4 separate regions of the Mus musculus genome follow, and regions 2, 3 and 4 are each linked to region 1. Evidence: chromatin loops called from intact Hi-C (ENCODE). Cell type or tissue: heart. All regions are shown on one strand. Links, peaks and the distances in the headings refer to the core of each region. The heading gives the core; the rest is flanking DNA.

What was found. A loop is a pair of places that touch in the nucleus more often than their neighbours do. Peaks named below come from ENCODE experiments on the same cell type or tissue, not always from the same donor. Only the 100,000 strongest peaks of a DNase experiment are listed, where the experiment ranks them.
Region 2: it touches region 1 in a loop (2.9-fold over the local background); 7 of 42 quality-filtered maps call a loop at or near these places.
Region 3: a loop joins it to region 1, with 6 times the contacts of the local background. A loop is called at or near these places in 6 of 42 quality-filtered maps.
Region 4: it touches region 1 in a loop (6-fold over the local background); 5 of 42 quality-filtered maps call a loop at or near these places.

The regions. Positions count from the first base shown.
Region 1 is chr2:112,235,686-112,241,779 of GRCm38, reverse strand. Gm52523 reads left to right here and starts at 1,717. Exons shown (of 2, transcript XM_030252294.1): 1 at 1,717-2,535. The coding sequence starts at 1,835. Lpcat4 (lysophosphatidylcholine acyltransferase 4) reads right to left here and starts at 1,939. Exons shown (of 14, transcript NM_207206.2): 1 at 1,723-1,939; 2 at 187-329. The coding sequence starts at 1,836. In heart, for the core only: CTCF peaks have their summits at 1,158 and 2,402 (motif pointing left); DNase peaks (open chromatin) are centred at 1,209 and 2,289; H3K4me3 peaks cover 2,450 bases; H3K27ac peaks cover 1,844 bases.
Region 2 is chr2:112,481,200-112,487,394 of GRCm38, reverse strand. It overlaps a transcript of Chrm5 not described here. Among named protein-coding and RNA genes, the nearest start is that of Chrm5, 3.5 kb to the right of the region's middle. In heart, for the core only: no CTCF peak of the experiment used is centred there; a DNase peak (open chromatin) is centred at 2,294.
Region 3 is chr2:112,489,289-112,495,483 of GRCm38, reverse strand. It overlaps Aven (apoptosis, caspase activation inhibitor), which reads right to left and starts at 2,520. Exons shown (of 6, transcript NM_028844.3): 1 at 2,263-2,520. The coding sequence starts at 2,493. It also overlaps a transcript of Chrm5 not described here. In heart, for the core only: CTCF peaks have their summits at 2,056 and 2,255; DNase peaks (open chromatin) are centred at 2,183 and 4,803; H3K4me3 peaks cover 1,910 bases; H3K27ac peaks cover 1,977 bases.
Region 4 is chr2:112,337,392-112,343,586 of GRCm38, reverse strand. Slc12a6 (solute carrier family 12, member 6) reads right to left here. Exons shown (of 25, transcript NM_133649.2): 6 at 6,175-6,195; 7 at 5,598-5,728; 8 at 4,100-4,341; 9 at 1,542-1,756. All of the region lies in intron 2 of Gm39908 (a long non-coding RNA gene), which reads left to right. Among named protein-coding and RNA genes, the nearest start is that of Gm39908, 12 kb to the left of the region's middle. In heart, for the core only: a CTCF peak has its summit at 3,629 (motif pointing right); no DNase peak of the experiment used is centred there.

The sequences.
Region 1 (6,094 bases), core at 1-5,000:
GTCACTTAGAAGTCAGGTCCTAAGGACCACATCTGGGCTTGGCTGTTAGCTCATGTGACAAGCTCCAGATGCTGGTGTGTGTGTGTGTGTGTGTGTGTGTGTGTGTGTGTGTGTGTGTGTGTGTTGGGGATGAAGCAGAGCATCGAAACCGGTGAGAAATGGTCTTTGGAGTTGGGTCCCACTTACTTCCTCCATCCTGTAATTGGTTCCTGAAGCTGCTCTTCAGTGAGACCTGCTACTTGGAGCCACGCGAAGGGCCAGAGGAGAAAGAGGACAATAAAAGCTAGAAGTACTCGGATTGGGGCCAGCAGTACCCCCAGGAGGCAGAACTGCAGAAGGGCAGGAGAAAATGTCCCTTAGGCCCGGGAAAGGCTCATTTCACAGCTACCGACTCCTATAAGGACTGACCCAGGGGCAACTAGTTAACACCTTGTAGGTGATAGGGGAGAGGCACAGGGGGTCCACATGGGATGAAAATGCTAGTGAGGCCGGGAGGACAAGGGATCAATACCATTAGGTGCCTTGTTTTCTTACTCTCAGGTGACCCCCTCCCCCTACAAAGGTTACTGTCATAACGCATCTGATACTTGGAATGGATGTTAGGATTTAATGGACTGGGAGTGGGTGGCCCAAGCATTTAATCCCAGCACTCAGGAGGTAGAGTCTGGTGGATCTCTGTGAGTTCCAGGCCAGTCTTCTCTACAGAACAAGTTCTAGGACAGCCAGGGCTACACAGGGCAATACCTCCCCACCCCCAAAAGAAAAAAAGAAAAGAGGATTTAATGAGAAAATGCAGGGAAGGTGTCCAGCACTGTGTTTGATGTAGGTTAGAGACAGTTCTTCCCAACATCCCATCCCATTCCATAAATAGCTCCTATGTCAAACAAACCCTGTGCAGGGCTTTCAACACTTTGGGCCCAAGGAGCAGATGGCTGGAAACACAGAGATCCACTTTTCAAACCTCGGGTCAATCAATCCCTAGCCTAGTACTGCAGAACAGCAATCCTTCGGTAACACTCAGCCCTATTCCGCAAGGTAAGGGTTGCCAAGTGCCAGGGTGACTCCAGAGGCTTCCTTAGGATTGAGCAGGTAAATAAACCTAGCCCCCGGGGGCCGACCTCACGGGAGGTGATCACAACAGAAACCTTGGACACTTCCTCCCCACACCACCTCCTGGCTACCCTAGGGTGGTGCGTCCCTCTACTTCCTGTAGCTAACCCACCTCCCAGCCTCCCTGCCCCCACCAGTAGGTGCTGCAGTGACACGGGGGGGGGGGGGTGGTGGTGGCGGAAAGAGGAGGTGTTGGAAGGGCACAAGGACGCAGTCTCTGGGTCCAAACCGTTTAAGTCGAAGCCCCGATCGCTGAGCACGCCCCTGCCCCCACCCTGGGCTTTCCGTAGCCTTCAGCTCCATCCTAGCCCGTCAACCTCCGTAGGATGTAATCCGCATTCCCCAGTGCCCTCCATCTCTCCTATCCTTGGGTCTCCTTCAGTGCTCCCTCTCCCACTCATTTCTTCCTCACTTGTGAGCTCGTCTATCGCCTAAGCTGGAGTCCTCACCAAGGCTCCTCGCCTACCCACCCCCAGCCGCCCCCACGTGCGCGCCCCCTAACTCCCTCCCCACAAGCTTCTCATCCACCTCCTCTGGCACCCCCTTGCCCATCTCATCACTGGGTCTCTCCATTCCAACCAGTCTTCCACACGTCCCCTGCCCACACCTTACCTTAACCCTCTGGAGGCCGGAGAGGTGTAACTCATGCACGAACGGGTTTGGGGACGCAGAGGACCCAGAGGTGGGATCCAGGGGGGCCCAGGCCCCAGGACTTCCCTGGCTCATGGTGGGAGAAGGTCGAGCGAGGGCCGCGACCCCCCGCTCCCGGCCCGGGCCCCGCTCCCGGTCCGGCTCTGCAGAGCAGCGCGGCTCGTGCGGCACTGGCAGCGGCGGCGCTCTGGTCCCAGCCCCGCCTGGTGCCGGCCGAGGGGCGGAGAGCGGCGGCGCCGCCCGGGCCGCTCGCGTTGTCAGGGCGCCGGCCGCGGGGCGGGGCTTGCGGCTCTCCGGCGTCCCCGTTCAGCCGCGTTCTCCGCGGCCCCTCGCGCCATTCGGAGCGTGGCGCCCCGAGGACCTGGCTGCCCCTTTCCCAGGGTCTCCGGCTGGAAGCGGGGCAGAGAGGTGGGCGCGTAGGGGAGCGCCCTGGTCACTTTCCGGATGCTGTGGCCACCCTGCGAGCGCAGACGGGGTGGAGCCCTGTGTCAGGGCAGGTTGCCGAGGCCGGCAGCTGCGGAAGGAGGCTGGGCGCCCCTGGTCCCGCCGCTCCTCGGCCCCACTTTCCCCATCTCCGGGGCGGACCACCGCTTTCCTTCCCGGTCGGCGTGCCGCCATAATGGAGCCCGCGCCCTCTCGCGGCCGTACTGCGCGTCGCAGCTCTTGGCGTCCGAGCGTGCCGGGCTGCGTGGACCACCGTCACCCGCGCGCTTGCATCCCTCGATTCTTAGCGGGTGTACGTCCCCCAGTACGGCAAAGCCCGGCTCGGGAGAGGTAGCAATCTTAGCTTCTCTACTGGTCTCCCTGTGGAATATGGAGGTCACCTAAGTTCCTGTCACCTGCAAAACCCTAATGCTCTAAAAACACACTGTACTACAGCCTAACTGATGGGGCACTGGGGAATTGAGTGGACTTTGAAACCCATAGCTGCTAACACTATCAAATATGTAGTGCACAGGGAAGGAGGTAAGAGTCGTTATTTATGAAAATAAGCTGAGTTCAATTCACCTTGTCTTCCTTCTCTTACTGAAAGGTAAAAACTGAATGGGTGTTGAAGCAAGAAAACGAGGGAAAGAGCTAAGGATGTTTGCCCCCCCCCCCCATACCCTCCCCTCTCTCTTTTATTTTGTTTTTCGAGACAAATTGAGTTGTTCGTTAACTTGGGATATTTTCGGAGCCCAGGATGAAAGTGACGAGGACGTGTAGGTCATAGGACAACTTGCAGGGATGTTCTCTTTTTCTACTTTCTGGGTCTCAAGAATCGAACTCAGGTCATCAGATTTGTTGGCAGTGGCAAACAACTCTATGGGACACTCTATGGGACGGGTCATCCTACAAATCTGATTTGAGAATTTTAAGAAATAAAATCCAGGAGATAGGAGCGGGAGAAAGAGGACATTGCGGGGGGTGGGGGTGGGGTGGGGTGGGGTGGGGTTAGGTAGGGAGCCAGAAGACACTTCTGTCTAGATTCTGCCTCAGCTTCCTACAACTTTATCACTTACACCATTGATTGTATCCACAAGAAAAGGAGCAGCTGGCAGGGTCAGGGGAATAAAAGTAATGCACACTAGTTGAGATTTACATCTGCGACATCTGAAAGTTTGTATGTGGCTCCCCTCCCCCCTTCACGTGTTGAAGTCCTCATTCCCAGGTGATGGTTACTTGGTTAGACCTTGGGGAAATGTGTCTCCTTGTGGCAAAGTACCTGACAAGCAATTTAAGAAAGGCAGGGTTGTGAGTCACAGCGAGGGTTACAGCCTATCATGTCAGGAAAGGCAGGGAGAGGGAGTGTGAGGTGGCTGGTCACACTGAAGCAGAGAGGAAGGAGTGCTAGAGCTCAGCTCAGTTTTAATCCCCTTTTATTTATGGGTCCCAGCCTATGGAATGTTGCTAGCTACTTTCTGGGTGTGTCTTAGCGAACGTTTCTGCAGTTAAACCCTTCTGGAAACACCCTTAGAGACATGCCCAGAGTATGTCTCTATGATGATCTCTAATCCCATTCAAACTGACTTTGAGGACTAAGCGACACTAGCCAAGACCCTTATGATCACAGTATACTTACAAGGGGCGAGGAGGGAGGGGAGGGGGGAGGGGGAGAGGGAGGAGCCTTCTGATAACTCCTGTGTAAAAAGGTTATATGAGCCCATAGCCAGATCCCCTAGTCTTCAAGGCAGGAAGCTGATTTTGCCACACACCAAATCTGTGGACACCTTGGTCTTATACTGTCTAGGCTCTGGAACTGTGAGAGGGATTGGCCTCCTTCCTAGTTTATTATACTTTGTTGCAGCAGTCCATGAAGACTAAGACTTTTATTTTTTCTGTGTGTGTGTGTGTGTGTGTGTGTGTGTGTGAGAGAGAGAGAGAGAGAGAGAGAGAGAGAGAGAGAGAGAGAGAGAGGAGAGAGAGAGAGAGAGAGAGAGAGAGAGGAGGAAGGGGAGGGGGAGAGGAGACTCAGTCAGTCTGTATAGTCCAGGCTGGCCTTGAATTCTTGAATTTGAGACCTGTTTCCCAATTTATCAAATTTCTGGTATGTGTCATCACATCTGGCCTAAAATAGTTTTTTTTTTTTTTTAATATTTATTTATTTATTATATGTAAGTACACTGTAGCTGTCCTCAGACACACCAGAAGAGGGAGTCAGATCTTGTTAGGGATGGTTGTGAGCCACCATGTGGTTGCTGGGATTCGAACTCTGGACCTTCGGAAGAGCAGTCGGGTGCTCTTACCCACTGAGCCATCTCACCAGCCCCTAAAATAGTTTTTTAAAAAAGTTAATCTTAGCGAAGATTCTATTCTATTCTCTCTTACTTAAAAGAAGTCAGGTTTTTGTTTTGTTTTGTTTTGTTTTGTTTGAGACAGGGTTTCTCTGTATAGCCCTGGCTGTCCTGGAACTCACTCTGTAGACCAGGCTGGCCTTGAACTCAGAAATCCACCTGCCTCTGCCTCCCAAGTGCTGGGATTAAAGGTGTGTGCCACCACTGCCCAGCTCCAGAAATCAGGTTTTAGATAACACACATCTTTCAAAGTAGTTCCACTCTTTTTGTTGCTGTTACTTGTTGGAGTCTGGGACTTGCCACACAAACCAGACACCCATCTCAGTTAAATAGGGGTGGTTTATTGAATGCACACCAAAAGACTGAGTCGTTGGGGCCACAGACCAGACTTAGGAGCTGACTGTGGCCTTGGACATCTCTCAGAGCCAGTTTATACAGGCTCAAACCACCGTGAGCTCCTGTCAGGTTCAGAAAGCACAGCCTGTGGTCAGCTCTGACTCAAGCAGCCTTGGCCAGCTACACAGAACAGTTCTCACTGCCCTTCATCCTGATGGGTCCTAAGTGGACCTTATGGTGGTGGAATTTCTTTTTTTTTTTTTTTTTTTTTTTTTTTTAAGATTTATTTATTTATTATATGTAAGTACACTGTAGCTGTCTTCAGACACTCCAGAAGAGGGAGTCAGATCTTGTTACGGATGGTTGTGAGCCACCATGTGGTTGCTGGGATTTGAACTCTGGACCTTCGGAAGAGCAGTCGGGTGCTCTAACCCACTGAGCCATCTCACCAGCCCGGTGGTGGAATTTCTTAAGATTAAAAACAACCTCACAACATAAGAGGGTGTGTCGTCAGCTTGACCCTGCTGTGAGTCAAGCTCTTTTTCTGTCTCAGTAACAATGAAATGACTGGCAGGTATGAAACAAAATGGCTGCAGCTATGCTGGGGGAGCAGGCCTCAACATTATTATTATTATTTTCTTTTCTTTTTTTTTTTTTTTTTTTTTGGTTTTTCGAGACAGGGTTTCTCTGTATAGTCTTGGCTGTCCTGGACCTCACTTTGTAGACCAGGCTGGCCTCGAACTCAGAAATCCGCCTGTCTCTGCCTCCCAAGTGCTGGGATTAAAGGCGTGCTCCACCACCGCCCGGCCATCATCATCATCATCATCATCATTATTGTTGTTGTTGTTATTATTTTAAGATAGGGTTTCTCTGTCATGGAATTCATTCTGTAGACCAAGCTGGCCTCAAACTCCCAGAGATCCACCTGCCTCTGCCTTCATGCTAGGATTAAAGGCATGCACCACCACCATCCAGCCTAATTCCACTGTTTTTATAATCTCATTTTTTTGAGTTAAAGCAGTTCACAAATGCATAAACATCATTTGATTTTTATAGCCTTACTATTATTTTTGGATTTTTATAAAATTTTTATTCTACATGAATTCATTTTTGCCTGCATATATGTGAGTGGACCGTGTGCGTGCTTGGTGCCTGAGGAGGTAGGGAGAGGCATCAGGTTCCCCAGAGCTGGATTTCTGGGTGGGTGGGAATCACCACATGGG
Region 2 (6,195 bases), core at 363-5,362, 250 kb before region 1:
AACTTGGAAACAAACTCAACAAATGAATGTAAAAAGAAAATGTGATATGTTTATGCAATTGAATATTATTTAGCCATTAAAAATGAAATTTTATAATTTATCAGTAAATTAATGGAACTGAAAAATAAATCATCCTGAGTGAGGTAACGCAGACCCAGAAAGACAGGTATGGCATACATTGGCTAATATGTACATATTAGCTGTTAAGTCAATGATAACCAAGCTACATTTCACAGAACCACAGAGAGTACATATAGAGTAAGGGACTGGGGGGTGGGGGGGACAGATAGAGCTCCCTAGGAAAAAGAAATAAAATAGGTAGCTATGGATGGAACAGGAGGATCAAGTGGGGAGGGAAAGTGAGAAGAGGACTAGGAAGGGAATGTGGAGAAAGACGGAGAAAATTAAAGGCCATTCAAATGGTAGTGTGGAAACCTAATACAGTAGAAACTTCCTAAAATATATACATACATACATACATACATACATACATACATACATACATACATGAAGGTGACCTGAATGAAATTGCCAAATAATGAGAGACAGGACTCAAACTGGATGTTTTTTCATCAAATGAAACTTCTAGTACCTGGAATGGGTTACATCTAATTGAAATTCTGGACATAGGAGTCCAGTGGAAACCCCTAAACAAAGCCAGGCTATTGCCAAGACTGGAGGTTGCTTGCTACAAATTGCAGACGAGGCCCAACAACTCGATGAACACAAAGAAGTCAAGCTGGTGCCTACATAGAGCCTTCACGCTACCTGCTAGTGTATGTGGTATAGGAAGGTACTCTGCACACAACCGAAGGAAAAACGGAAACACCAACTAAGCAACAACCTTTGATCAAAGTCTGCCAGCACAATGGTGGCACAAAGCCTGTCGAATAACCAGCCACTCTTTGATTTGATTTCAGGCCCACTCCACAAGAGAGAAACCATAACCAAAACTGCTTGGATGACCAAGAATCTAAGATTAGATAGCCCAGGGACCTAGGGTAAAACCAAATACTACTGTCCTACTAGAAGAACGCACCAATAAAATGACTCCTAAAGACATTCTGCTGCCCCATAGATCAGTGCTCTGCTCAGCCATCATCAGAGGAGCTTCCTCCTCGAATTCTTTACTTAAAAGAGAGCTACAGAAATAGCTACCTGTCAAATTTACATACACATTTATGGGAAACATCAAGATTCTAACATCACAGAGGATTACCACAAGTTCCAAACCAACCTAGTCTTCACAGTGAGTTCCACAACAGTCAGGACCAAATGAAAAGAAGCAGTCTGAAGACAAGGACCTCATGCTCTCTGCTTCCCGATTTTGGTGACAACGTGACCAGGGACCTCTCGCTTCTGTGTTCCCGACACACTAGATTGTGCTCCCTGAAGCCCTAACTCAGAATAAACCATCCCTTCTCTTTATCAGGTATTTCACTGCAGCAAGGAGACAAGTGACTAATACAGACAGTGTCTTGATAATTTGTGCAATCTGGCCTCAGATTTACTATTCTCCAACAGCAGCCTCCCAAGTAGCTAGAATTACATCCTAGCCACCAGCCCCCGTAGAGTTCTGATGCACAGAGAAAGCATCATCAATGATGAGAAGAACACACCAGAACCTCCTGCATTGCAAGAAGCTATGAAGGTGGATTTTCTGATATTGTTTGTACTTTTTAAAAAATGTATATAAGTACACTGTAGCTGTCTTCACACACACCAGAAGAGGACATTGGATCTCATTACAGATGGTGAACCACCATGTGGTTGCTAGGAATTGAACTCCGGACCTCTGGAAGAGCAGTCAGTGCTCTTAACTGCTGAGCCACCTCTCCAGTCCCAATAATCCTATCTTTAATATATGTCATTGTGTTGGTTCAAAAGTCAGTTTTTCCTTACTTGTGAGATACCACAAGAAAGTGTCAGTCACACAGGAAGATCCTTAAGAAAATGAGCTGAACTTGTATATTTTTAATACGTTCGACCTATGTTATTTATTTTTTATTTTTGTTTAATATATTTTTGAGAATTTCACACATACATATAATCTACCTCCTCCAAACTATTTTCTTTCTTTTTTTCTTTTCTTGAGAGCTCCACAGGCTGCAATTCATGCTGCCCACATATTCATGGAACTGTCGCCTGGAGCAGAGTTGACCAACTAGTAGCCATACCCTTAAAGAAACCCCTAGAAGACACTCCCCTAGAAGCCATCAGCTGTCAACAGCTCCTCAGTCAGGAGCAGGAGCTCCTGAGCCCCTCCCATCTCCAGGCTGGAATGCTGACTGGCCTGGTTTTGCACAGGTCCTAGGCAGGCAGCCACACTGCTGAGTTCATGAGTGCAGCGGTCTCACATGCTCAGGGAACACTGTTTTGGTCACACTTCAGCCTCACCACACCCACCTCTGGCTCTTAGACTCTTTTCACCCCTCCCAGTTTTACTTTTATAAAAGAGAATCCATTCAGTATGTAGTCATTTCCAAAATGTGGGCTTGCAACATAGTGTCACTTGTTGACATCTAAGCCTCGGTACAACCAGAATTCTCAGGATGAGACCTAGTGATCAGCTTGAGTAAATTTGCTAACTTTGATGAACATTCAGGTTGGACAATCACTATGATAAGGCAACATTTGGGCTTTCATATAAACCTCACAAGAGAGCTTCATAATTCCTAGTCCAAGACCATGGAGCTTATAGCTTCTCACTATTTAGAAAACAAATATTGTGATGGTCAATCTATCTATCTATCTATCTATCTATCTATCTATCTATCTATCTATCTATCTAATCTATCTATCTTTGTCCATTAAAATGGGTCTCGAGCTGGGCGGCAATGGCGCACGCCTTTAATCCCAGCACTCGGGAGGCAGAGGCAGGTGAATTTCTGAGTTCGAGGCCAGCATGGTCTACAAAGTGAGTTCCAGGACAGCCAGGGCTACACAGAGAAACCCTGTCTCGGAAAGAAAGAGAAAGAAAGAAAGAAAGAAAGAAAGAAAGAAAGAAAGAAAGAAAGAAAGAAAGAAAGAAGAAATGGGTCTCAGTATGTAGCCTTGACTGGCGGAGAGCCTCACTAGATAGACCAGGCTGGCTCTGAACTCACAGAGATCCACCTGACTCTATGTCCCAAGTGCTGGAATTAAAGTCATGCACCACCACGTCCTGGCTGTTTGTGACAGTTCTAAAACAAAGCGTTGACCCCCTACAAATATAAGTCTCGTACAACAAACACATCTTTCTGAATTTTCTGTAATCAGGCCAACTTTTAAAATAGTTCAGCTGCCTTCTTATACTTGGAGAGTATAAGAAGTGTGAAAAAGAAGAGTGGAAAACATTGGTAGGATTTCTTAGAAAGAAATCTGCTCTTTTTCCTTTTTCTTTTGAACCAGCATCTCAATAAATTGGCCTTTTCCTAACTCTGGAGTCCAGACAGGCCTTGAATTGTCCATCCTTCTATCTAAGCCTCCAGAGTACCTGAGCTCTTAGGCCTGCATCGCCAGGTCTGACGTTCCACTTGTTATGTATTTTAAACATCTGCATCTACTACTTAGGGGTACTCACAGGACACAGAGGGATTCTAGCAGTACCTATGCTGTAAGCCCCAAGTTCCTGCCCGTTTTATTCTAGAGGTGATAGAACGATCAAAGCCCATGAGGCTCTAATGGAATTTGTTAAAGAGCTTCAAGGGTTCAGGCTTAGAGAACTCAAAATTGATGGAGCCATCCCTAAAATATACACTGCAAATTTCTACTGCCCTCCACACTCTAAGCTGTTGACCAGGTTTTCTGTAACAGACATTATCAGAAGATAATTTCCAGCCCTGCCATCACTAAACACAGCAGCTGGGATCCGTACTCTTATACTCCATCTTCCCTTGGGATACTATTGTTGGACCTCAGTTCCAGTCCCAGGCAGTTACTTCTGTTGCCACGTTAGGCCCCATGCCAGCTCACTTATCTGGAGACCAGAAACTCTAGCATGTTCTCCCATGTATCAGTTTTACCTTCTAATGTGCCATTCTCATTAGCATGAAAATGTGGTTTATTTCCACTTTTCTTTAAAAATAAGAAAAGGCCAGGCTAGACAGATGGCTCAGCACTTAAAAAGCACTCGCAGCTCTGCATGAAGGCCAGGATTCAATTCCTAGCATTCACACGGTGGCTCACAACTGTCTGTAACTCCATTCCTAGGAGACGACTCCCACTTCTAGCCTCCAAAGGGCACTTCATGCCTGCACAAACATGGTGCACAGACATCCATGCACACATAACCACTCTCCTCCTCGTCCTCTTTCCCATGTCCACACAGCTTTCTGACCACCGCAGCCCCCAAACAATTTAACAAGATACATTCTGATCTCCTTGGAACTAAACCCAGGCTCAAGCATCAGTCCTAATCTTCCTAGATCAGTCAGCCTTGCTTGAAGCAGGGGATTGCTGTCTCCTCAAGACATTCTCCTCCTGTTGCTTACAGGAAAACATGTGTTCATTAGGAGTGCAAAGATGAATATAGAATCTTTGCTTTTACTTCTTTTGGAAAGAGTTTGCTGCCAAGGAATTCTGGACTTTGTGACTTTCCCATAAATCTATCTACAGCAGTATTTCCAAGGCTTTTTATGACATGGCACACATAGAAAAATAGTAAGTTTCCAGAAGTCTGAGAATACTGCATAAGACAGAAGGAAAAGGAGCCCCACCCTCACCCCAGAACTGGGAGGAAAACACTCTCTCTCTCTCTTCCTCTCTCTCTCTCTCTCTCTCTCTCTCTCTCCCTCCCTTTCTCTCTCCCTCTCTCTCTCCCTCTCTCTCTCTCTCTCCCTCCCTCCCTCCCTCTCTCTCTCTCTCTCTCTCTCTCTCACAAACACACACACACACACACACACACACACACACACACACACACACACACATCCAGTGACTCCCTGTCTAGTCCTCGAATTTAAACTGTCTCACCGGCTTTCCTGTCCTCAGCGACAGTGCAGCCATTTAATATCCTCAGGAATAGGCCTTTCTGTCCCTGAAGGCCCAACTTTCTTCCTGGATGGTTGATAAAGCCGAGTAATATTAAGCCTCTCAATTCATGTGCTGGCACATCTCTTTTATGCTCCAAGGCACTTAGCACACTAATAAGCACCATTTTTAAAGCCAGTCAGTTGAAATCCTGCTCCTAACATTATCGCTTCAGACACAATGAGAAGTCATCTCTTCAATGAAATGAACCTTGGACTGCACTTCTTCTTTATCAGTCAAAAGAAGTGAAATACAGGTCACTTAATAAGAGCTGCCTAAAACTTTGTTTCTTCACACATTCCTTCGACAGGAGTTCTGGAGTTCTTCCTGATATTTAACCCACTGTGAGCACTTGTGTTTTAAACCTACTGCTTCTGGTTGCTACATCTGGTGTTCATGTCCAGTTTATGTGTCCCAAATTCAAGTCTGTCACACTCACACTCACCTTCCCCCTCCCCCAACTCCACTTTTATCCCCCACCCAACCCCCATTCCTGCCCTCCACTCCTCCTTCTCCCTCCAACCTCCCCCTCCCTTCCTTTTAAGCAATTCTATTTTTTCTTTTCTTTCTCCCTTACCTTCTCAACCCCCCCCCCTTTTATAAAATTGCCACAAGAGGGCAGCAGTTTCACACATATGAAAGATGCTCAGGCATTGAGGGCTGTTTGAAAAAGCAAAAGGATTATACAGTTAAAAAAGGGCTGGTGGTCGCACACGCCTTTAATCCCAGCACTTGGGAGGCAGAGGGAGGCAGATTTCTGAGTTCAAGGCCAAGCCTGTTCTACAAAGTGAGTTACAGGACAGCCAGGGATATACAGAGAAACCCTGTCTCGAAAAACAAACAAACAAACAAACAAAAAAAAAACCAAACAAACAAAAAAGTAAAAGACACAAAGTTGGGTGGGTGGGTGGGTGGGTAAGGAGGGGTGGGTCTAGAAGGGGTTGGGGGAGTGAATATGATCAAAATACAACATATGGAATTCTCGAAGAACTAATACATTTTTAAAAGAATAGCCCTGATAAAAATGTTACTACTGATGGCCTAGCAATTTCTATGGATGAAGAATGGTTTCAGTGGGAGAAGCAGGGAATGAGAGAGGGCAATGAGACAGGAAGACAAAATTCATTTGTTATGTGTGTAAAAATGTCAGAATTTTTCATTGAAAAACATGTAATTGAATTTTTA
Region 3 (6,195 bases), core at 369-5,368, 250 kb before region 1:
GAACTACATGATAAGATTATATCACAGCAAACAAACAGTTAAATGAATAAATAAACCCAGCTGTGGTAAAGTAGATGTGTAATCCCATACCTTAGAAATTGAGGCAGGGGGGCTGGTGAGATGGCTCAGTGGGTAAGAGCACCCGACTGCTCTTCTGAAGGTCGAGAGTTCAAATCCCAGCAACCACATGGTGGCTCACAACCATCCCAAACAAAATCTGACTCCCTCTTCTGGAGTGTCTGAAGACAGCTACAGTGTACTTACATATATTAATAAATAAATCTTTAAAAAAAAAAAAAAGAAATTGAGGCAGGAAGATCTTGATTTAAGGCAAGGGTGGGCTACATAGTGAGATCCTATCTAGAAGATGATGAGAAAGAAGATGAGGAAGAGGAGAAAGAGAAGGAAGAGGAGGAATTTTAAAAACCAACAAGGGCTAGCAAAAAATGCAGAGATAGGCCGGGCGTGGTGGCGCATGCCTTTAATCCCAGCACTTGGGAGGTAGAGGCAGGTGGATCTCTAAGTTCGAGGCCAGCCTGGTCTACAGAGTGAGTTCCAGGACAGCCAGGGCTACACAGAGAAACCCTGTCTCGAAAAACAAACAAACAAACAAACAAAACTCCCAAAAATGCAGAGATAGGAACTCTCATATGTTATGGTAACATCAATTGGTATAGCATTACAAAGAGCAGTACGGCTGTTCCTTAAAAATAAAAACTATAACCACCACTAAGGATTCCACAATCCTATTACTAGGTATATATTCAAAGGAACTGGAGTCAAACATTTGCATTATTGTGTGTGTGGGGGGGGGGGGGGGTGTGTGTGTGGGTGTGTGTGGTTTTTTTGAGACAGGGTTTCTCTGTGTAGCCCTGGCTATCCTGGAACTCACTCTATAGACCAGGCTGGCCTCAAACTCAGAAATCAGCCTGCCTCTGCCTCCCAAGTGCTGGGATCAAAGATGTGCGCCACCACTGCCCCGCAGAAAAAACATTTGCATTCTTGTGTTTATTTTTATTTACATGAATGTAGGGGGGGTGCATATACCGAGAGTGTGGGTGCCTTACAGAGGATTAAGAGCAGTTTGCTACTGTTCTGGAAAACATAACTGCCTTTAACGTGGGCTCAAAGGATCTGATGCCTTCTGGCCTCTGCTGGCACTACACTTATGTACACACACACACACACAGAGAGAGAGAGAGAGAGAGAGAGAGAGAGAGAGAGAGAGAGAGAGAGAGAGAGAAAGAGAGGAAGAGAGGAAGAGGAGAGAGAGACGGGTCCACGGGCGCAGAAAAACTAATATACTTCTTTAACAAAAACAAAAAATAGATATAAACAAATTCTTGTATTTTGCGAAATTAACAATTGCATTAAGGATAATAACACACTGCAGTAAAGGTGACTGTCCTGATAATTTGCTTATCACACTCAGTAAGCTCATGGTTCATACCACACATCTTTAGAAGGAATGGTTTCAGGGCTTCTTAGTTCCCAAGTAAGTTACTTTGGAGGAGTACATATCTAGAAGTTGTTTCCATTTGCAGTCTAATCATCCAGAGGGAAAGCAAAGGACGTAGACTGTGTGGAATCCTGCAGCTGGACAGTGGTCCCTACACAGCTGGAACGCTGTTGACTGCTTTCAGAGCACTGCACTAATCCTGATTTAGAGCACCAATGTGCCCAACATATAAGATATGAGTACAGAAAGGCCTTGGGAAGGTCGGTCAGTTTCTCCTCATTTAATCTTTAGGTACCCAGAATAGTCTCGGCGAGACTAAATACGAATCTGAAGAGTGGGAAAGATCTTAGAGGTCACCAATCCAAACCAAAATGAAGACATAATCTTCCCCCCATGTCCTTCCATCCAGGTATGGGTGACCACAGACACTGTTACCTAGGCAATGTGGGATGGGATAAAGGAAACGGAGGGCAGAGTAAACACTTCTGTGTAAATCTGTATTCTGGTAGACTTCGCTCCGCAGGAAGTCACTTCTGGGATAGCACGCCAGGCTGTAGCCCGGACACCAGGCGCCGCCGTTAGTCTCCATCAGACCATGGGACTCTGGCACCAGCAAAACGCGGAGGCCGGTCGCTTAGTCCTTCGGCCACAAGCAGCCAGGGGCTGAGCGTGCACGGTACACGTGCATGTCCCCTCTCCCTCCCCCCCCCCCCCGCGCGCCCTCCCGGCTCCATCCCGCGCAGGCGCTGTGCCTCGCGCTCCCCACACGCCGGCTAGCGGCCGCAGCAACCCGCGCTCCTTACCCGAGTGCTGGCTCCGCCGCCCCGGCCTCCAGGCTCCCAGCGGCCGCCTCGCAGGCCGCCACCTCCTCGGCCTCGGCGGAAGCCCCGGCCTCGGCCCCGCCGGCCGCCTCCGTCCCCGCAGCCTCCTCTCGCCAGCGCCGTCGCTGCCCCGACCGGCTCTCGGTCCCCTCCGGGCCGCTCCCGGCCTCCCCGCCGCCCGCGGCCGCCCCTAGCCCCGCGCTCAGCCTGCATGAGGCCGCCGGCGAGCAGAACGCGCGAGCCGCCGCGGAGAGCGCAGGCCCCACCGGAAGCAGCCGAGCGCCGGCCGTGGTGATCGGGGCGCGGGGCCCGGCCGGGGCGGGGACCACGAAGTGATCTGTAATAAAAGGACGCCATAAAGTCACTTTGTGTGATAGTTCTTAATTCATATGAGTGTTTGCATGACACAAAACCTAAGGTGTCCGATGAGTTTTTTAGTTAACCTGATTTAAAGAAGATAAGTCATTTTAAAGTCAGGATTTAGGAAGGGTTGAGGGTGAGTCCCAAGTCACAGGTCTGGACAGCGGCTCAAGTGGGTGGAGGGTCCGGTAGGGAAGGGGAAAGATGCTTGAAAATCTTGAAGAGAACTTGTAAACGTCGTTGCTGTAACTCACATTGAGCGCTTGATTCTCATAGGTACTTGCCCTTATTTTGCAATGAGGCAACAGTCCTAGAGAGCTTAACTCCCCTAGCAGGACTTGGTTAGACAGGGTCCAAAGACAAGGGTAGCGGGAAAGTTAGTTATAGAAAGACAAGAGAGAGCTGGGAACGTAGCTCAGTTGGAGAATGCTAAAATCGTCTTTGGCGTGAGAAAGAAAGAAAGAAAGAGAGAGAGAGAGAGAGAGAGAGAGAGAGAGAGAGAGAGAGAGAGAGAAAGAAACAACAGAAGCCGAGGTTAACAGAAGCCGAGGTTAATTTTGTCTTAAGGAAGCTACCTGAAAACAATGAAAGCAAGCCCAGCCATGGTGGTGCAGGCCTTTTAATCCCAGCACTGGAGAGCCAGGGGTAGGCCCATCTCAGAGTTCACAGCCAGTCTGCTTTACAGAGTGCAGGTCAGAGTTACAGGACTGCAAGGGCTACACAGTGACCCTGTCTCAAAAAAATAAAAATAAAGTAAAAGTAAAAGTAATTAATTAATAATAATAAAAGCAAAGGGATGGAATCAGCCTACCAAAAGAAATGTCACTTTCATCGCGTCTTAGGCCCCTTCCTTATAGCCATATATCACTTCTAATTGTGTACAGAATTATATACCAGTAGCACTATGTTCCGAATTGAAAAGACAGATTGGCCCCACCCTAAAGTCCTCAATTCACGTGGAAGATAATTATATAAACAAATGATTCTGCTCCAGTGAGCTGAATGCTGTGAGCAACTCAAGATCAAAGCTGGAAGTTGGCTTTTCTTAAGTAAACCCCCAAGGTACAGCCTGATGACTGAACTGGAGTTGACCCAGCTAACAGGTGGCAGGGAGTGGGGGAACCTATGTGATGAGAGAACCCCTGGAGGTTTGTCAGCTTAAGATAAAATGTCTTTTAAAATGGTTATCCCAGCTGGGCAGTGGTGGCCCACGCCTTTAATCCCAGCACTTGGCAGGGCAGAGGCAGGTAGATTTCTGAGTTCGAGGCCAGCCTGGTCTACAAAGTGAGTTCCAGTACAGCCAGGGAACCCCTGTCTCAAGGAAAAAAAAAAAAAAAAGAGTACTTGGTACCCACAGATACCTGAAGACAGCTTTGGATTCCCTAGGACTGGAGTCATGGATAGTCTTAGCTACCATGTGGATGCTGATAACCAAACCTTGGTCTTCTACAAAAGCAACAACTGCTCTTAATTGATAGGTTATTTCCCCACTGGTGAAAATTCAAGTCAGGGAAGTCACCACGGGGCGAGGGGGACGGGCTCATGGAAAGGAAAAAACAAATGTTTGGATTATATAGGGAAAAACCTCTGGGGGGGGGGGGGGGGCGCCCAGCCCCTGGGCTGGAAAGTTCAAGGCTAAGGGTAGGATATGCCAGGTAGGGACTGGGGGATGCTGGGAGAACTTCGAGGCAAGGTCTGGTTTGAAACTAAAATATGCACCTCAGTTCCTTGTCCCAGGGTCCCAGCCTTTTGTTGATAATGAATGGGTAAGGGGCAGAATAATCATCCATGACTGCTTCCTGCTGACACTGGGGTACTGTTATGGGGTGTGGGCAAAAAGCTGGGATGTTGGCCAAGTCCGGGAAGAGCTGGTCACTGCTGTCCAGGTTGTGGGACCATCTGGGGATAAGAGTGTGTAGGTCCAGTTGAAGCAGTCTCTGAGGCTGAGCCAGAGCACCGGTGGGTAACTGCTTTGTCGCTTTCCTGGATGCAGATTCTGAGAGAACACCTGGATGTTATGAGCAAAAGATAAAGTTAAGGAGTTTAGGGAGAAAAACTTTTCTTTAGTCGTACATTTAAATCTTAGACCAATCGTCTTGGGAGTTAGAGAAGGGGTCATGGGTCCCAGGACCAGGGATAGGGAAATGGATCCCACCCTAGGGAATACGCAGGCCGGGAAGGAAACAAGCTGTTCATTGACAGTATTTGTCTTGAGTCTATTTGACTGTGGGAAGTAGATTCGAATGGATTCCCTGAAGCTCACACGAAAGAAAGCACAAATATTAAATAACTTTTCTGGCCATACAGCTAGTAACTAATGGAATGAATCAAACCCAGGGTCGCTCAGCTTCAAAGTCTCCAAGGCTCTTGAGAAACCAATCTGTAAAAGAGATTTACGTTCTAGTCAGAGACATGAAATCAATAGAAAAGTTCAGGCCACGATGTTCAGGGTGTGAGAGGAAATGAGAGCCAAGAAGACAGCTAGGAAATGGGAAATTTAGGATTTTACAATCAAATGTAAATGAGGAAGTTAGGCTCTGAGAGGCAGTGGCCATGCCCACATATGTTGTTTTAGGTGGGCAGGCCACTAATGCCATTAGTAAGAAGAGAGTTGAGGGTTCCAAGTCACAATATTTGGACACAGATATATATAAAACTTTAATTGTAGTCACCCTCACTCCCCTGTCCTGTTCTGCAGTAGTAAATAACTTTTTGGTTTTTCGAGACAGGGTTTCTCTGTGTAGCCCTGGCTGTCCTGGAATTCACTCTGTAGACCAGGCTGGCCTCGAACTCAGAGATCCGTTTGCCTCTGCCTCCCAAGTGCTGGGATTAAAGGCATGTGCCACCATGCCCAGCTTGTAAATAACATTTTTAACTTTGCATTCTGTAATTTTGCTATCTCATTGCCAAACAGTTAACATTTTGTCAGCAGACAACTTTTTTTCTGACATAGCCTTATTTTCTTTTTTTTAAAAATCATTTCTACATTTTTCTTTTCCTGATGCACACTATATTTTTATCCTTTATTTGGTGAGATAGATAGATGATAGAGATAGAGTCTTTGTATCTCCCTGTGATATTCAGAATGCCAATGGAACTTAGGATTAATGTGTCCTTCCTTATTTTGAGCTCTCAAAGTCAGTAGTCCCATCTCAGCATAAACACCAAGCACAGACCATAAGACCATAAGAATAGTAGGGAGAATCACACTATTTTCTCTACGCACAAAAAAAGGAGCCACCAGGACTTAAACAGATAGGAAGGGCATTTTTAAGAACACGCCCCCAATAGTCTACCCCCATTCTCTGGGTGACCAGGATCAAAACGGTTTGGTACATTATCTTCTTCGAAATTCTGTGTTCGGTGACAAGGTTGGTAGCTTAAAATTTGGCACTGTGCAGATTTTTACAGGATTGAGATGGAAAGTTTTACAGGATTGAAACATCCAACGAACAACCCAACCCGCCTCTCAGGGCTCTAGTATTTGTATACCCTCCGAAAAGTCCCCAGAATCCAAAAGGTCACACAATCACAGAAACTATCTACAGTCATCAA
Region 4 (6,195 bases), core at 525-5,524, 100 kb before region 1:
TTTAACATGAACACATGTAAGTATTATAGGATGAAATGTGATATTTCTAATTTGTTTTAAAATAATTTTACAAAATATTTTAGTATAATAAATGTAATTGACTTTTCTAACACAACTTAGTAAAAGTTAAGCAGACTAAAATCACATGTCCCATAAAGCCTATTTTTAAATTATTTCTCAAATGTAAGCTTTTTAAAAAAAAATAGTATCAAAAAGTTTTAACCTCTTAATATGAACTTGCAAGAAATTTGTGGACAAAACATTTTTAAATTAGTTCTCAAATGTAAAGCTTTTTTTTTTTAATTAGTATCAAAACAGTTTTAACCTCTTAGTATGAACTTGGAAGAAATCTGTGGACAAGACATTTAAGGTGGACATCACTCAACAAAAGAATTTCAGAAATTTAGCTGTCTAGGAAAACATAGGTGTGTTTGGTGACATTAAAACAGTTCTATTTTAGCTATCACTGAAGGAAAACCACTGGCAATTTTTCAGGAGTACATTAAATTAGATACAAAGGCAAATCCCTGCAGTCCTAGCTTGTCAGGAACATGAGGCAGAAGGACTGCTTAAGCCCAGGAGTTTCAAGTTAGCTTGAGGAATATTGCAAAATAAAAATATTCACAAAATATTTTATCTTATCCTATGCTACAAAGTCATTTGTCCATCTCTGTTCTCAAAAAAGGGGAAATTTTAACAGCTGCACTTTGCAAGGAAGCTCATTAATATAATTTCAAGAGAAAAACAGATATATGCAGGGCATGGTGGTACATGCCTATAATCCTGCCAGTACTCAGAAGTCTGAGGCCTAAGGATTCTGAGTTTAAAGTCATCTGTAAATACACAGGGATCCATGCCATGTTCAATAGGACAGTCTTAGACAGTGGGCTGGGGTGTAGCTCAATGGTAGAGTATGTGATGCTTGTCAGACATTATTCCCTGGGTTCAATCCTTACAACTGCAATCATAACCATCACTAATTAAGGTCTAGGTCATTGGCTTTAGTGGGGAAGCCACTGCCTATATTTGCTAAATGGACATGCTGTATCTGTCAAACTGCCTTTCTGGCTCTTGCATGTTTGAACTCAAAGCATCTCTGATTACCTGCACAAGATGGGCTCTATCAATATGTCACATGAGGAGGAAGGGGGCGCTCACAAGACCCCACCCACTCCTGAGGCTTGATACCCACCCAGTGTGGGAGGGAGAGTCCTTTTCCTCAGTCTTGAAGCCACTGTAAGGTGCCCACGCTGGTATAAACATACCATCCATGAACATATAATCAGTTATAATTAAATTTAGTGTGTATGCAAACTAATGAGAGATTAATGAGTATGAGTCAATGTGATCAAAATAACATAATGTGCATGCATGTATAAAATATAATAAACTCATTGTTATGAGTAATTAAATACTATAATACAAAGTAAAAAATAGGGGGAGGGTGAAAAATCTAAGATGGGAACGCCTATTTCCCACCACTGTCCTTAAAGAAGAAACAACACAAAACAAACCGGGTCTAGTTAAACTCTCTAACTTACCAGTAATGATACCACTAGCCAACCCTGGAATGCCTTGGATTGAGATGACGTTATTGTGAACAAAGTACTCATCACAGGTGGCATTAAAGAACTGACTCGAGTTGCAGAAGAATCCCCATAACTTTGATGGTACTGTCATGTTGTCAACCTCCTTGGTCTTAGAGCAAATGTCAAGGTGTCTTGATGACAGGGTACGGTTGCCCAGCATACAGACCCTAAATCAAAGCAAACAGAGAAGAGGAGAAAGATCAAGAAGGGAAGAAAGAACAGAGAAAACTAAGTCTTTAAGACCTTTTAATGCTGGTCAGTAAAGGATAAAAACGTCACCTCACAGGGGTTTTACCGCAATGGTAATAGGGATGAACACCTTAAACTGAGGTGACATGTATCTTCTGCCAGGGTAACCCTCACAGATCTCACAATATTTTAATATTTGTCTTATGTTGCTGGAGGCATTAACAGTGATTCAGTATTCTGCCCAAGATCAAGGTCATACAAATGACAGATGTAGGTAATATGATTCAAACATAAGAACTATACAAAGAAACTATGCTCAATTATCTTCCAAAAAATATTTGGCTATTCATCCATTTTCAGGCTCAAAAGAATCCTGGAGGGGCTAGGGAGGTGGTCCAGTGAGGTTGGAGCTCTTGTTCTGGAAGCATGAGATCCTGAGCTCAGATCTCTAGCACCCAGGTCGTTTCCACACAGGCATACACATGGGCAGTCACCGCCCCACCCCCACACCATTACCATGTGCCAGCAACAACAATAACATTCCAGGGAACTTCTGCTCTTATTTTTTTAAAAAAAATGTCCAAATGCCCATATTTTCATTTGCTTGTTTTCTTTCTAGACAGGAGGTGTGGGGGGAGGGGTGTTGGAGGAAAGGAAAGAAAGAAGGTAGGAAAGGAAACGTGAAGATGTCTATTGTCATAACCTCCTGGGACTGCTGGCTCTTCTAAGTCTTCTGGCTACTGTTGTAGGGCAGCCTGACTAGACTTAAAAGCATATCCCTCTATGGCCCAAGAGAAAACTGGCTTTGACCTTAAACCTAGACCCAGTGGTAAAAAGGAAATTTAAGGATAATACAAATATTGACTGTAGCTTTGCTTTTTTCCACTACCTAGAAACATAAACAAGAATGGAGAAAAAGAGCCGTAGTAAAATACTGCTGAGCTCAAAACCCATGGCTCAGATTCTTCAGAGTGGCTTCATACATACACAATGAGCCACCGATCTATCACTTGGCCTCAACAACCCTTAACAAGCCTAGTTTTGTTTCATGGTTTCTCAAAGGTTTGATTTTTTAAAACATATTATTCTGGAATTTTAAAAAACAAAATAGCTTGCACTGGGATTTCTTTTCCAACCAAACAAAATTGGAGAAGCCCAAAGGGGAACCTGAAGCAAAATGGAATTTCCCAAGTTGAGATACAGCTAAACTGTTGCATCTAAAACCTTTATAACTCTAAAAAAGATCTTATTTTATGGCCCTAAGCAAGCAAAATGAAAACTTACGGTGGGATTTATTACTGACATCACACAGAAGAAATACCAAACAGCAATCAGGAAATCAGAGTCCCACGTTCTTGCCCTACCATTAGCTGACTTGGGGAAAGTCATTCATCTTCAGTGGACCTGCCTTTTCATCATGAAAAATAAAGTTTTTGTTTTGTTTTCCCTGTAAGCTAATTTAAATCAGCGTAATATCAATAAATTTGATCCCCTGCTGATTCATGTGACTTCAAAGGCAACTTCTGTAACAAGATTACAAATAACTCAGTGTCAACTGGCCTGTGTGTCACAAATCCATGAGACAATAGGTGAGTCTGTGAGTGAAGACACTGAACAAATCCATCACTTCATTACTGCATATTATGTATGGCATGGAACGTCCAGGGGACATACATGTGATAAGACAGTCATTTCCTTTTATAGCTGGTAAGTCTTAACACTTACAGTACCAAGAAAAAAAATAAACAATTTGGGTAACTCCTAAAAACAAAGATTTAGTTTATGGATATACGGGTGTTTTTGCCTACCTGTATGTCTGTGTGTGTCAGTTGTATGCCTGAAGCCTGTAGAGGCCTGAAGAGGGCACCAGATCCCCTAGAACTGGAGTTACAGACAGTGGTGAGCCATCATGTGGGTGGGTGTTAGGAATTGAACCCAGGTCCTCTGAAGATCAGCTATTAACTACAGAGTCCTCTCTCCAGACCACTACTCTAAAATTCTTTTGAATCGATTTTTATTTTAAAAGCAATTGAACATTGGTTGTTGGTAATGACTATGACTGCAAAGCCCTTCATGGATAGTTCACATAAACACATTCATTATTAGGGGGTTGGGGGAGCACACTTAAAGAGAGGTACCTTAATGATGGCTATGGCTGCTAGGTCTACATTTCAGAAGTGATGAAGAGGGTAAACAAGACAGTATGTCAAGAAGCTTCCTTCTGGGAAACTGGACCAATAGGAAATCACCCCATGACATTCTGGTGGAAATGTTCACATTACCAGATACCATCACTGACTATGTCAAAGATAGGTACGTACGGGAAGTGTGGTGGAGCAAAGGAAGACTTGATGGCACCAGCATAGATAGCCAAGATCGACACAATTACACAGGCCAGGAAGAGTGAGGCAAACTTATTCACATAGCGTACGCCGATGAATACCACCAAGACCATGAGGACCAAGAAGGCTGTACCATAGACGCGCATGTTGTTCAGCATAGCTGCTGACTCCTTGAGTGCATCGTCACTCCGAAAGATGGCAGCTCGGGGGACAATGTATACCTGTCAGAAGAAGAAAGAGAAGTAGAGGAGATGTGCGGCCATTTCAAAACAATCAAGGAGAGGGGCTATAATAGTTTGTTTCTTTTGTGAAGGACAGCTAAACAAACAAACAAACAAAGACCAAAACATTAATTTGTATCCTTCTTTTAAAAAGTGATCTTATTTTTATTATTTATACGTGTACTGTTGTTTTACCTGCATGTATGTTTTGTGAAGGGGTTGTATCCTTTTTACCTGGAGTTACAGACAGTTGTGAGATGCTATGTGGGTACTAGAAATTGAACCCTGGTCCTCTGCAAGAGCAGCCAGTGCTCTTAAGCACTGGGCCTGTCTCCAGCCCTCCTTTCTTCTTTATAATCATTTACTTTTAGACAGGGTCTGATTACCTAGCCCTAGTTGGCCTGGAACTCAAAGAGATCCACCTGCCTCCATCTCCCAAGTGCTGGATTAAGGTTATGTGCCATTCCTGACTGCAAATTAAACACATTTTTATTTGGCTCTAGAATGTCTATAAAAATGTTATGTTGTAGATTATTTTTGTTTTCTATTTGCTATTCTGAATACTGCCTTTCCAAATGGGAACAAGAAAAATGAATAATTTTATTCAAAAGGCTATAGAAAAGATGAGTAGAGAAATTAAAAACTCTTTCATTGGTATAAAGTTATCAAAAAGAGGGGTATGGGATACAACTCAGCCAGTGAAATATTTGTTGCACAAGAATGAGCACCTGAGTTTGATCCCCAGGGGAGCTGTGCATGGTGGTGTGCACTTTTCATCTTAGCACTGGGGAGGTGAGGGCAGGAGGAACCTTGGAGCTGAACAGCTCTGCAGCCAAACGTGTTGAGCCCCAGGTCCCAGGGAAAGACCCCATCTCAACAAACAGGATGGCTCCTGAGGAACAGCAGGTGAGGAAATAGGTTGATTGCTGGCCTCTACACACATACAAACACACATACAATGTAGAAAAACTTTATGTTACTTTTTTCCATTGACATATGTACAAGTCTTTTGTACTTAGCTATGACTTCCCTGGCTGAGGTGATAAAGTTGGGGACAATCAGCCAGAGGGGACAGGACAGGCAGGTGAAGGACACCTCAACCTTTCTGCTTCCGAGTCATGGTAAGCAGACGGTCCCAGGCAGTCATCACCTCATTGGCTGCCACAACTCGCCTGATCTCAGGAACCTTGATATCTAAGGACAAAATAAACCCACAGAGCTTCTACATTGTAGTCAACAGTTAATCCATCACTTACCAGAAAGATTTCAATGGCACCAAGAATATACATGGCTGCTGCAAATGTGGTGCCAAGATAAAAGCAGAGGCCTACAGCCCCGCCAAACTCTGGGCCCAGGGCTCTGGAAATCATGAAGTATGAGCCCCCAGCTACAAGACAAAACAGAATTCGAACAGCATCACAAGAAGAACTGTAAACAAGTCATAAGAAATAATCTTAAAATGTGCACAAAAAGATGTTTCAGACTTTGGGAAATTGAACGTAACAAAGTAGATTTGCTGGGGAAGATGGTGTGTCCAATACTCTACATTTTGTCACTACTAGGGAAAAAAATGGAATCCTTCCTAAAGAAATAAGATAGTCTAATAAAACATTTTATAAGCAAAGAGTATGGCTGAAATTCAAGCACTAAAAATAGTCTAAAAATAATGAGATTTCAAAACCTTAAGCTAAACAGCATTTGTCTCTCTGGCTTGTAGGAAGTGTCTGTCACAGTACCCTATGAACAACAGAACAAACACATTCATGTTCTCTGGAAAACCGTAACCACAGTGATTACTCACTGACACTGTGAATTTCAAGGCTGGGCACTGACCTGGCACCACTCCGTTAGTGG